Regions from separate parts of the Homo sapiens genome. Here region 2 is linked to region 1. A link is a contact called in ENCODE Hi-C or POLR2A ChIA-PET data. All regions are on one chromosome and are shown on one strand. The core of a region is the stretch at or near the end of the contact, and the rest is flanking DNA. Distances in the headings are between cores, read along the strand shown. Region 1 has its middle 31 kb from the start of LINC02373. Region 2 holds the start of YEATS4 (YEATS domain containing 4).

Evidence for each region. Hi-C counts contacts between places; a loop is a spot of excess contacts on that map. ChIA-PET counts read pairs that join two places held with the same protein, here RNA polymerase II (POLR2A). Pooled maps may share reads with other maps.
Region 2: a loop to region 1 is called in a map of mammary epithelial cell, with 6 times the contacts of the local background. The contact joins the promoter of YEATS4 here to the enhancer-like site in region 1. A Hi-C loop is called at or near these places in 3 of 168 maps with a recorded cell type or tissue (Caco-2, heart right ventricle and mammary epithelial cell) and 8 of 50 pooled maps. POLR2A ChIA-PET finds 5 or more read pairs at or near these places in 3 of 52 experiments (Caco-2, GM12878 and HepG2).

What each region holds. Positions count from the first base shown.
Region 1 is chr12:69,413,769-69,418,608 of GRCh38, reverse strand. It overlaps a transcript of YEATS4 not described here. Among named protein-coding and RNA genes, the nearest start is that of LINC02373, 31 kb to the left of the region's middle. RefSeq lists silencers at 2,326-2,620, 2,546-2,840. Within about 2 kb of position 2,753, at least 4 of the 41 ENCODE cell types and tissues checked have a DNase peak (open chromatin) inside an H3K27ac peak, as active enhancers do.
Region 2 is chr12:69,357,079-69,361,918 of GRCh38, reverse strand. It overlaps YEATS4 (YEATS domain containing 4), which reads right to left and starts at 2,176. Exons shown (of 7, transcript NM_006530.4): 1 at 1,896-2,176. The coding sequence starts at 1,946. RefSeq lists a silencer at 1,642-1,801 and enhancers at 1,227-1,828, 2,082-2,271, 1,829-2,432.

The DNA.
Region 1 (4,840 bases), core at 1,504-4,003:
CTTGGTTGTTGACTCCCTCCAACACATACATTCCTTTGTTGACAAATGAATGTTTTAGATGAGCATTTGTTTATCACAGACATTTAACAAAGAAGGAGAGCAAACTGACAATCAAGATTTGGTGCAGATCAGAAAACCAATAAACAATGTTTTTTTTGAGACAGAGTCTCACTCTGTCACCCAGGCTGGAGTGCAGTGGCAAGATCTTGGCTCACTGCAACCTCCACCTCCCGGATTCAGGCAATTCTTGTGCCTCAGCCTCCCTGGTAGCTGGGATTACAGACGTGTGCCATCCTACCCCGCTAATTTTTGTATTTTTAGTAGAGACAGGGTTTCACCACATTACTTTATGGGCCAGGCTGGCTAGTAAATAATGCCTTATACATATTGCAAGCATAGGATCTTCAGTACAGAAATGAAAGATTTTGGAACTCTTCCCTTTACTGAATATGACTTGAACAGCATTATCACCTGCCAAGGCTGAAGTCACTGCTAAAATGGCTTCCCAAATAGGAGACAATCCCCAGAATCTGTCTCTATCAGAAGAATGACCTTTGATTTCATCTCTAAAATACACAAGCTTTATTTGACTAAGGTAAACGAAAGAGCCAGAAACTTTAAATATAGCTTATTTTATTTGATCATCTTAACTGAAATCTCTTTCTGTGTGAGAAAAGATTTCCCCATCAGCAGTTTTTTTAAGGGGCATTTGGCTTCAAAAGCTTTTATTGCTTTTTTTTTTTTTTTTTTTTCCCTATTGTAAGAATATTAAGCCAAGCATTTCTGGGGAGACACGCAACAAAAATGCCAGCGTTAAACGAAGTGCTGCTGATTTCCAAAGGGACCATTTCTGCAGTAACAAGCGGCTGCTGTTGTTTTCACAGAAACACCAACAAATAGTCACAGAAACACAGTACGTGGGTAGTGATCATTAAATTAAGTATTTCCTCATTTTAAAGCTAGTTCTAAAACAACACAGAATTACTAGTGAACACAAATAATTAGACTTCTGTAACCGATTTCTGTAGAGTCACAGGATTTTTAGCCTCCTACCAAGGCAGCCTTATGTTCAGGCATCGGTCATACGTTCTCATCTGCTCAGAAGCCTCAAAGTAATCACCCAAGATCTTGATAATTTAAGACCTGACTAGCCAGGTGTGGTGGCTCACATGTGTAATCCCAGCACTTCAGGAGGCTGAGGCGGGAGGATTACTTGAGCTCAGGAGTTGAAGACCAGCCTGGGCCACATAGTGAGATGCTCTCTCAACAAAACATCAAAAAATTAGCCAGGTGTGATGGCATATGCACCTGTAGTCCAAGCAACGTGGGAGGCTGAGGCAGGAGGATCACTTGAACCCAGGAAGTTGAGGCTGCAGTGAGCCATGATCATACCACTGCACTCCAGCCTGGGCAACAGAGTGAGATTCTGTCTCAAAAAAAAAAAAAAAAAAAAATTTTTAAAAAATGTTTAAGCCATGACCAACTTGAGTATTTTATTTTATTTTATTTTTATTTACTTATTTATTTTTAAATTTGGGACAGAGTTTTGCTCTTGTTGCCCAGGCTGGAGTGCAGTGGTGTGATCTTGGCTCACTGCAACCTCCGCCTCCTGGGTTCAAGTGATTCTTCTACCTCAGCCTCCCGAATAGCTGGGATTACAGGCACCCACCACCATGCCCGGCTAATTTTTGTATTTTTAGTAGAGATGGGGTTTCACCATGTTGGCCAGGCTGGTCTCGAACTCCAGACCTCACCTTATCCACCCACCTCGGCCTCCCGAAGTGCTGGGATTACAAGCATGAGCCACCGCCACCGGCTGACCAACTTAAGTATTGACTGTTCATCTCTCACCATAAAATTCTTATTGTTAAAATTAAGCACTGGGCATTGATTGTTACACATTGATCTGAGCGAAGTAGCCTGTCATAGATGCCTTGTCTTCCCAAACCCCGACCCTGTGAAGCAAGTCTAGGTTACCTACTGGCGTGGGAGGGCTGCAGGCAGATGGGCAGGAATGTGACCCAGGTGCTTCTTGGGCTGCCCTTTGAACCACATCCATGGAACTCTTTGCCTACTGGTGATAAGTGACTCTGCACACTGATAAGCACCATTTAGAAACACCATTCTGATAACCATCACTAGGCCACTGTGAGTGTTGTTGAGTTCTGGAATTTTCCTTGGGGCCGATTGTTTTGCAATATGTCTCTCAGGCAAATCCCAGTTCCGTATGTAGTTGCAGGACTGTAAATTGCATAGAATTTGGGAGAATTTCTTTTTCTTTTCCTTCTTTTTGTTGCTAGATAACAAATTAAACACATCAGAGGATTGAAAAGCCTCTAAGTTGTTTGTTGTTTTATGGGGAGGAGAACAATGGATTCACCAGGCTGAATTCTTAGTGCCTGTTTGCTCTTTGAAGCAGTTTGCAGGTGAGCGATGGTGGCAGCGGCACACACAGGGAACTGAAGTTGGAATGCACAGCAGTTCCCACTCTTCCTCCACTGAGGTAGGACCGCGGGCCTGGGAGATGCCAGGCCTGAAGGATCCAGCTGCCTCTGGCTTCCAAGGCTGGTGTAATGGCTCAGTTCTCACAGAAGTGCTGACAGAATATGACAAATAGAAAACAGATGTGAACTGACCTTCCAAAAATGTATTGCAAGGCTTCTTAATCTTCACAGGAATTCTTCAGAGTGAGAGATGCCACCTTCAGGCAGCAATGCTCATGGCATCTTAAAGGGTTGATGTTTCTGCCTGTGATCCCCTCGCTAGTCGGCCACAACTGTTCTTCTTGCCCACTGCCCTCTCAGACATCTTTTTCTCGGCATCCATGTGTGAAATGGATGGATCCCCGACTGGCCAGGGGATCACAGGCAGTGAATCCTCTCCCTCACCTGTCCCCATACACAGTCTTGGCTTTTGTAGTTATAGCCACCTTTTCCTACACATTGAGGCTGTTCCTCTCCCATCTTTGCCATTGGATCTCTACTTGCTTTGAAATTGTTACTGTCACTGGGTCCATTGCTTGCTCCAAATACCTGTTTGTTTGTTTTTAAGACATGATCTCCCTTTGTTGCCCAGGCTGGAGTGCAGTGGCATGATCTCAGCTCAGTGCAGCCTCTGCCTCCTGGGTTCAAGAGATTCTCTCACCTCAGCCTCCTACAAGTGCCCACCACCATACTCGGCTAATTTTTGTATTTTTAGTACAGATGGGGTTTCACCATGTTGGCCAGGCTGGTCTCGAACTCCTGATCTCAGGTGATCTGCCCGCCTCGGCCTCCCAAAGTGTTGGGATTACATGCGTGAGCCTCCACACTTGGCCCCAAATACCTTTTTGACACTAAATGTTGGTTTGGAGCTACTGAGTACACTGGACTTTTGCCCACTGAACAACTTAAGTTAGATCTACTAAGTAGAGGGGTGCAAAGGACAACAGGGGAATCAACATCCCCTGTTTCTTTCTCTCTTACTGCCTTCCTGGTCCCTGGCTTCTAGGTCAAAGTGCTGCTCCTTATGTAGGCAAGTGTGCGCTCAGCATGCATGATTCTGTGGCTTTTTGAATTGCTTAGTGTACGTTCTTTGTGAACATCTGCATGCATCCTGCAGGAATTTAGGTAGCATTTCTCAGATTTTTGTCCCCCAGTCTCTATAATACATTGATGGAGACTTTCTTTCTTGCCAAATTATTGATATCCCAAAAAGAACTGATGGCAACATTTCCGCTGAGAAAGAAAGCCACGTAAGTACAACACAGTGCGAATTCATTCCCAGTGCCACTGATGAGCAATCAACGACATCACCCCAGTTAATCTCAAATCCATCTGGCTTCAAAGTCTAGGCACTTTTCAGCGGGCCAAGCCAGGTCTCACTTTGGAAGTCAAGGGGATTCTGTGCTTAAGAAGTCAGTGCATTGTCCTACCTCCAGACGTTATATGCCAAGAAAGTTCATCTTATTTTGAAGCAAACTCAATAAAATGTTCTGGACAGAAATGGACAGAGTTTGTGGAATCTGAATCTTTTCCTATTCCTGTATAGCTTAAGACTAAATAATTTGTCCAATTTGGGGGACAATAAGAAATGTACTCTTCGGGCATGGTGGCTCATGCCTGCTAGTCCAGTGCTTTGGGAGGCTAAGATGGGAGGTTCACTTGAGGCCAGGAGTTTCAGACTAGCCTGGGCAACAAAGTGAGACCCCGTATCTACAAAAAAAGTTTTAAATTAGCCAGTCGCGGTAGCATGTTCCTGTAGTCCCAGCTACTGGGGAGGCTGAGGTAGTAGGATCACTTGAACCCAGGAGCTTGAGGCTGCAGTGAACTATATTGTGCCACTGTATTCCAGCCTGGGTGACAGAGCAAGACTGTATCTCTTTTAAAAAGTTAAAATTAAAAAATAAAATTAAAATGTTCTCTTTTTCAGAACATGCAATCGTTGCTTAGATATTTGAGTTTTGCAAATGAATAAAAAGTATCAAATATGCAATTAGTATGCATTAGCTCAGTAGAGAGTGATGATGATCTTGTGAGATGAGCAATAGCATGTAAATTTTAGAGAGTAGATAGATGAAGTTTATAGATGTCATGTATCTACAAATGGGAGAGCAGGATTCAATTAGACTTGTCTGTAACAGGGGCTACAAAATTTTTGTATTAGAAGGGTTAGGGCAGCCCTTTGATGGAAATGTAAGCAGGAGACTTTCTTGAAGCTGTTTGCATAGCTACCTCATGCCTTTTCTGTTTTTCTTTTTCTTTTTCTTTTTTTTTTTTTTGACGAAGTCTTGCTCTGTTTTCCAGGCTTGAGTGCAGTGGTGCGATCTCAGCTTACTGCAACCTCTGCTTCCTGGGTTCAA
Region 2 (4,840 bases), core at 927-3,426, 56 kb after region 1:
CAGTTGAATTCAGACATGGCAAAAATGGCCAAGAGTCACTTGGATGACTGAAGCTTGGTAAATAGTGGCTGATGACATGTTTGCTACATTTGTCCTTAGTTTAACATACATATTTCTTATATCTGATAAGTGCAAAGGCAGTGCGTATTGACAGATTATGTTGGAAAGATAAAAAATTTCAATTGAAGTGAAAATATTGAATGTTGCACATGAATCTGAAACCAATGGCTCAGTTACAGAAATGTATCTGAAGAACAATGAGCAAGATTTACCACATGTGAAAAGTGCTGAGTGAATGTAACCAACAACAATAAAAATGAAGAAAAGCGGCCAGGCACGGTGGCTCACGCCTGTAATCCCAGCACTTTGGGAGGCCGAGGCGGGCAGATCACCCGAGGTCGGGAGTTCGAGACCAGCCTGACCAACACGGAGAAGCCCCCGTCTCTACTAAAAATACAAAATTAGCTGGGCATGGTGGCGCATGCCTGTAATTCCAGCTATTCAGGAGGCTGAGGCAGGAGAATCGCTTGGAGGCAGGAGAATCGCTTGAATCCAGGAGGTGGAGGTTGCGGAGAGCCGAGATTGCGCTAGTGCACTCCAGCCTGGGCAACAAGAGCAAAACTCCGTCTCAAAAAAAAACAAAACAAAACACACACACACACACACACACACACACATAAGTATTTTAAAACCTACTAATTATTGCTATTTTTTTTTTAAAGAAACATTGTCTTGCTCTGTCGCCCAGGCTAGAGTGCAGTGGCACGATCTCAGCTCACTGCAACTTCCGCCTCTCGGGTTCAAGCGATTTTCCTGCCTCAGCCCCTCTAGTAGCTGGGATTACAGGTGCCCGCCACCACGCCCGGCTAATTTTTGTATATTTAGTAGAGACGGGGTTTCACCATGTTGACCAGCCTGGTCTTGAACTTCTGATCTCAGGTGATCCACCCTCCTCGGCCTTCCAAAGTGCTGGGATTACAGGCGTGAGCCACCTTGCCCGGCCCTGCACGTTAATTTTTAAGGCAGGACCCACTGGCTCCTGATAAAAACAACTATTTGTACCCCTTCTGATTTTTATTTATAAAGGAAAGGAAATTTTTCTTTAAAAAGAATGAACCACGGCTGGGCGCGGTGGCTCACGCCTGTAATCCCAGCACTTTGGGAGGCCGAGGTTGCAGTGAGCCGAGATCGTGCCATTGCGCTCCAGCCTGGGCAACAAGACAGACACTTCGTCTCAAAAAAAAAAAAAAATTAACGTGCCAGGGGCTGTGTGAGGGAAATAAATATTACAATGTCAAACATTACGCTAGGGTCTATGGTAATTTCATCAAAAACAAAAGAAGTTGACATTTACTGAATGTTCCCCATGTGCCAGGCACAGTGTTATGCTCTTGCTTTGAGGCTTTGTGAACACCATGAACTCCAGCAAATTTTCTTAGCTTTCGTATGCCTCGGTGTCTCAGTTACCGCACTTGGAAATACTGCGGGTAAGCGCTCAGCGACTGTTTGCTACAGTTATTGTTATCCTCACACCAGGAGGGTGGCGTCACCGCTTCACCAATAACCTAGATTGGCAGCGAATGTGCACCAAGCTGAGCTTTCCCAGCCCTCGGAGTCGCCCGTTTCCTTGGCAGCCACGTCCGGGTTTCCCCAAGCCACCATTTATCTGTTTGTTTTTTGGCGGGGGTGGGAGTTGGCAGTGACGCGAGGAAGTTGGGGCCCAATGAACGCCGGTTTTTCGCTCAATGGCTCTGACTCGCTCTCCAACCTGAAACCACGGTTCAAACCCGAGGAGAAAAGGCGCGAAAGGAAACCCAGTGGGCCCTCCCCGCGCCGCGCAGGGAGGAACCGAGGCGGGAGAGCCACCCCGGAAGAGGGGCGGTCCGGGCACTGACCTTTACTCTCCCGCCGGAGTCAGGCCCAAATTCGGCCATTCTCTTGAACATATTGTCCCACGGAAGAAGCCGCCGCCGCCAGGGAAAGAGACCGGGGCTGGCGGGGTCGCCGCTCCCCTCAGAGACCGCGCTCCTGTCGCGCGGGCCCAGGCGGAGGGTTTCTAGCCGAAGGAGGGCGAGTTACTTGGGCTCACGGCGGTGAGTAACCGTCAACTCCTCAGGCCGACTGTGCTCCTGAAGGCCATTCAGGCCCGCGCAGGTGGAGAACGCCGCGAAAAGAGGGGCGACGGCCGCACCGCGCGCAGGCGCAACGGGCTCGCGTATGCGCACGCAGTGTACACTGCGCACGCGCCTGGCGGCTGCAGTCACATCACAGGACCAGTGCAGGAGTTCCAAACCAAAAAAAAAATGAAAGGCAGGAAATAATAAATGACTTCAAAAAGTTGTCCAGATGTTAAGGAGATGAGTTTCCACACTGAAAGATCCTACTAAGCACCCAGCACAAATATTAAAGCATCCACGTCAAGGCATATCATTGTGAATTTTCTGAACATCGAGGAAAAAGAGATCCCACACCCTTCCAGGTTATACAGACTATAGAATCAGAGTGGCTTCAGATTGCTCAGTTAGAATCTAGGAAGCCATACGGCACTGTCTTCAAAACTCTGAGGGAAAATTACTTCCGATTTAGTCTTCAATACTCATCCAACTACCAATCTAGTGTGTGAATAGAATAGAGTTTCAGATGTGCTAAATCACTACACACAAAAAATAGTACCTATCTTACCTTTCTCAGTACCTCCAGGAAGATCCTGTAGATCTGATCCACCAAAATGAGGGAATAAGCCAAGAAGGAGGAAATTATGAAATGCAGGAAATACAATAAATAACAAACACAGAAAATAGTAAGATCCCAAGATGATACTGAAAGAGCTCCGGGAACAATAGCTGTGTATAGGCATAGACGGCAACGCATCTAGATTAGATTCGGTCAGAAATCTTTGGGAGACACTGCTTCAGAAGGATGGGATTGACAAAATTCCAGCTGGCGTTGAATCAAGAGGAGATTTGACCGAGAGTTTGGAGTTTAACTCATGACAGGTACACAGAAAACTAAGCGGCTGTAAGAATTATGCAGCTATTAATTCTAGGGAAAACAAAATCTTGTGCAAGAAAGGAAAGTAATTGTATTTATTGTTACATAAATACTGAGTATTGGCCGGGCGCGGTGGCTCACGCCTGTAATCCCAGCACTTTGGGAGGCCAAGGTGGGCGGATCACGAGGTCAGGAGATCGAGACCATCCTGGCTAACACGGTGAAAACCCGTCTCTACTAAAAATACAAAAAAATTAGCCGAGCGTGGTGGTGGGCGCCTGTAGTCCCAGCTGCTTGGGAGGCTGAGGCAGAAGAATGGCGTGAACCCGGGAGGCGGAGCTTGCCTTGAGCCGAGATCGCACCACTGCACTCCAGCCTGGGTGACAGAGCAAGACTCCGTCTCAAAAAAAAAAAAAAAACAAAACAAAAAAAAACTGAGTATTGATCCCCCCTCCCCCTCAAAAAAAGAATTACATTTAGAAGGATGGGCTTTGGAGAAGGGTACTATGCTTGATGGGGATGGAGGAGGAGGAAATAGAGCTTAATCTTTAACTTCCATAGTAGGAAGTCAGTATCTTAAAATGGAAAAATCAAGAAGAAGCAATATAGGTGTAATATTGAAAAGCATGGAGATAAATATTTTAAAAAATAAGCTAAAAGAGTAGAAAATACTGCTGATTGTAATTTTTAGTAATTCCACTTAACAACTGTAAAGAAAATACTTTTTAAAAGACTTCACTAAATAGAAGTGCAAGGGATGTGCTCAGGGCTTAGTTATATTAGTGCCACATGAAGAGCTCAATTGTCATATGGATGTCACTGCATTTCAACCAAGATAGGAACTGAGTTTCTTTGAAAATGATCAAACATTGATATTGATTTTTATTCTGTTGCCAGAATAAGAGTAGAAATTTGGTTTGGGGGCGTAATTATATTTAAAACAATTGGTATGACTAAGAAATATTTATCAAAAACTAAAGCAAAATCTCCAACAAACATTGCTTTCCCTCTTCAGTCTACTTTGTCTAATCTCTGGCAGTTTCCTCAATCAGCCTGTGTTGTTGGGTTATCCTGGCACTTCTTGGACATGTCCTATCTCTGTTTCTCAGCTGTCACTCTTCAACTCTCTCTCCGCTACCTTGACTCATCCTTTGTACACCTCAGGGTATCTCGATATGCATAAACTCATTCGTTTTTAGTTTAATCACGTCAGAATGGTCCAAGAATTTTGAAGCCAAAGGTTGCACCTATGTAGTGGCCCTCTGCTGCCCTCACATGGCTAGTCTATGTGCTGCATTTACATAGCCAAGAAGTGGCTTGGAACCCCGCAAGCGGTTGTACTGGAATCATGTGGCCTTGAAGAGTTAATTAAAAAAAAAAAAAAAAAAAAAAAAAGGCTGGGCGCGGTGGCTCGCGCCTGTAATCCCAGCACTTTGGGAGGCCAAGGCGGGCGGATTACGAGGTCAGGAGATCGATCTCCTGACATGGTGAAACCCCCTCTCTACTAAAAATACAAAAATGAGCTAGGCGTGGTGGCGAGTACCTGTAGTCCCAACTACTCGGGAGGCTGAGGCAGGAGAATCGCTTGAACCCAGGAGGCGGACGTTGCAGTGAGCTGAGATCGCGCCACTGCAGTCCAGCCTGGGTGACAGAGCGAGACTCCGTCTCAAAAACAAAAAGCTTAGAATGTTCAGTTTGGAGGGAACATACTAAATAATCAGCAAGAGATTTATTCGATCAACTGATATTGATTGAGCATGTACCATGTTCCAGTCACTCTTCTAGGTGTTTAGAATACAGAAGTGGAATGAGTGAAAAATTTCTATTCTTCCTATCAGGACAGTGGTTC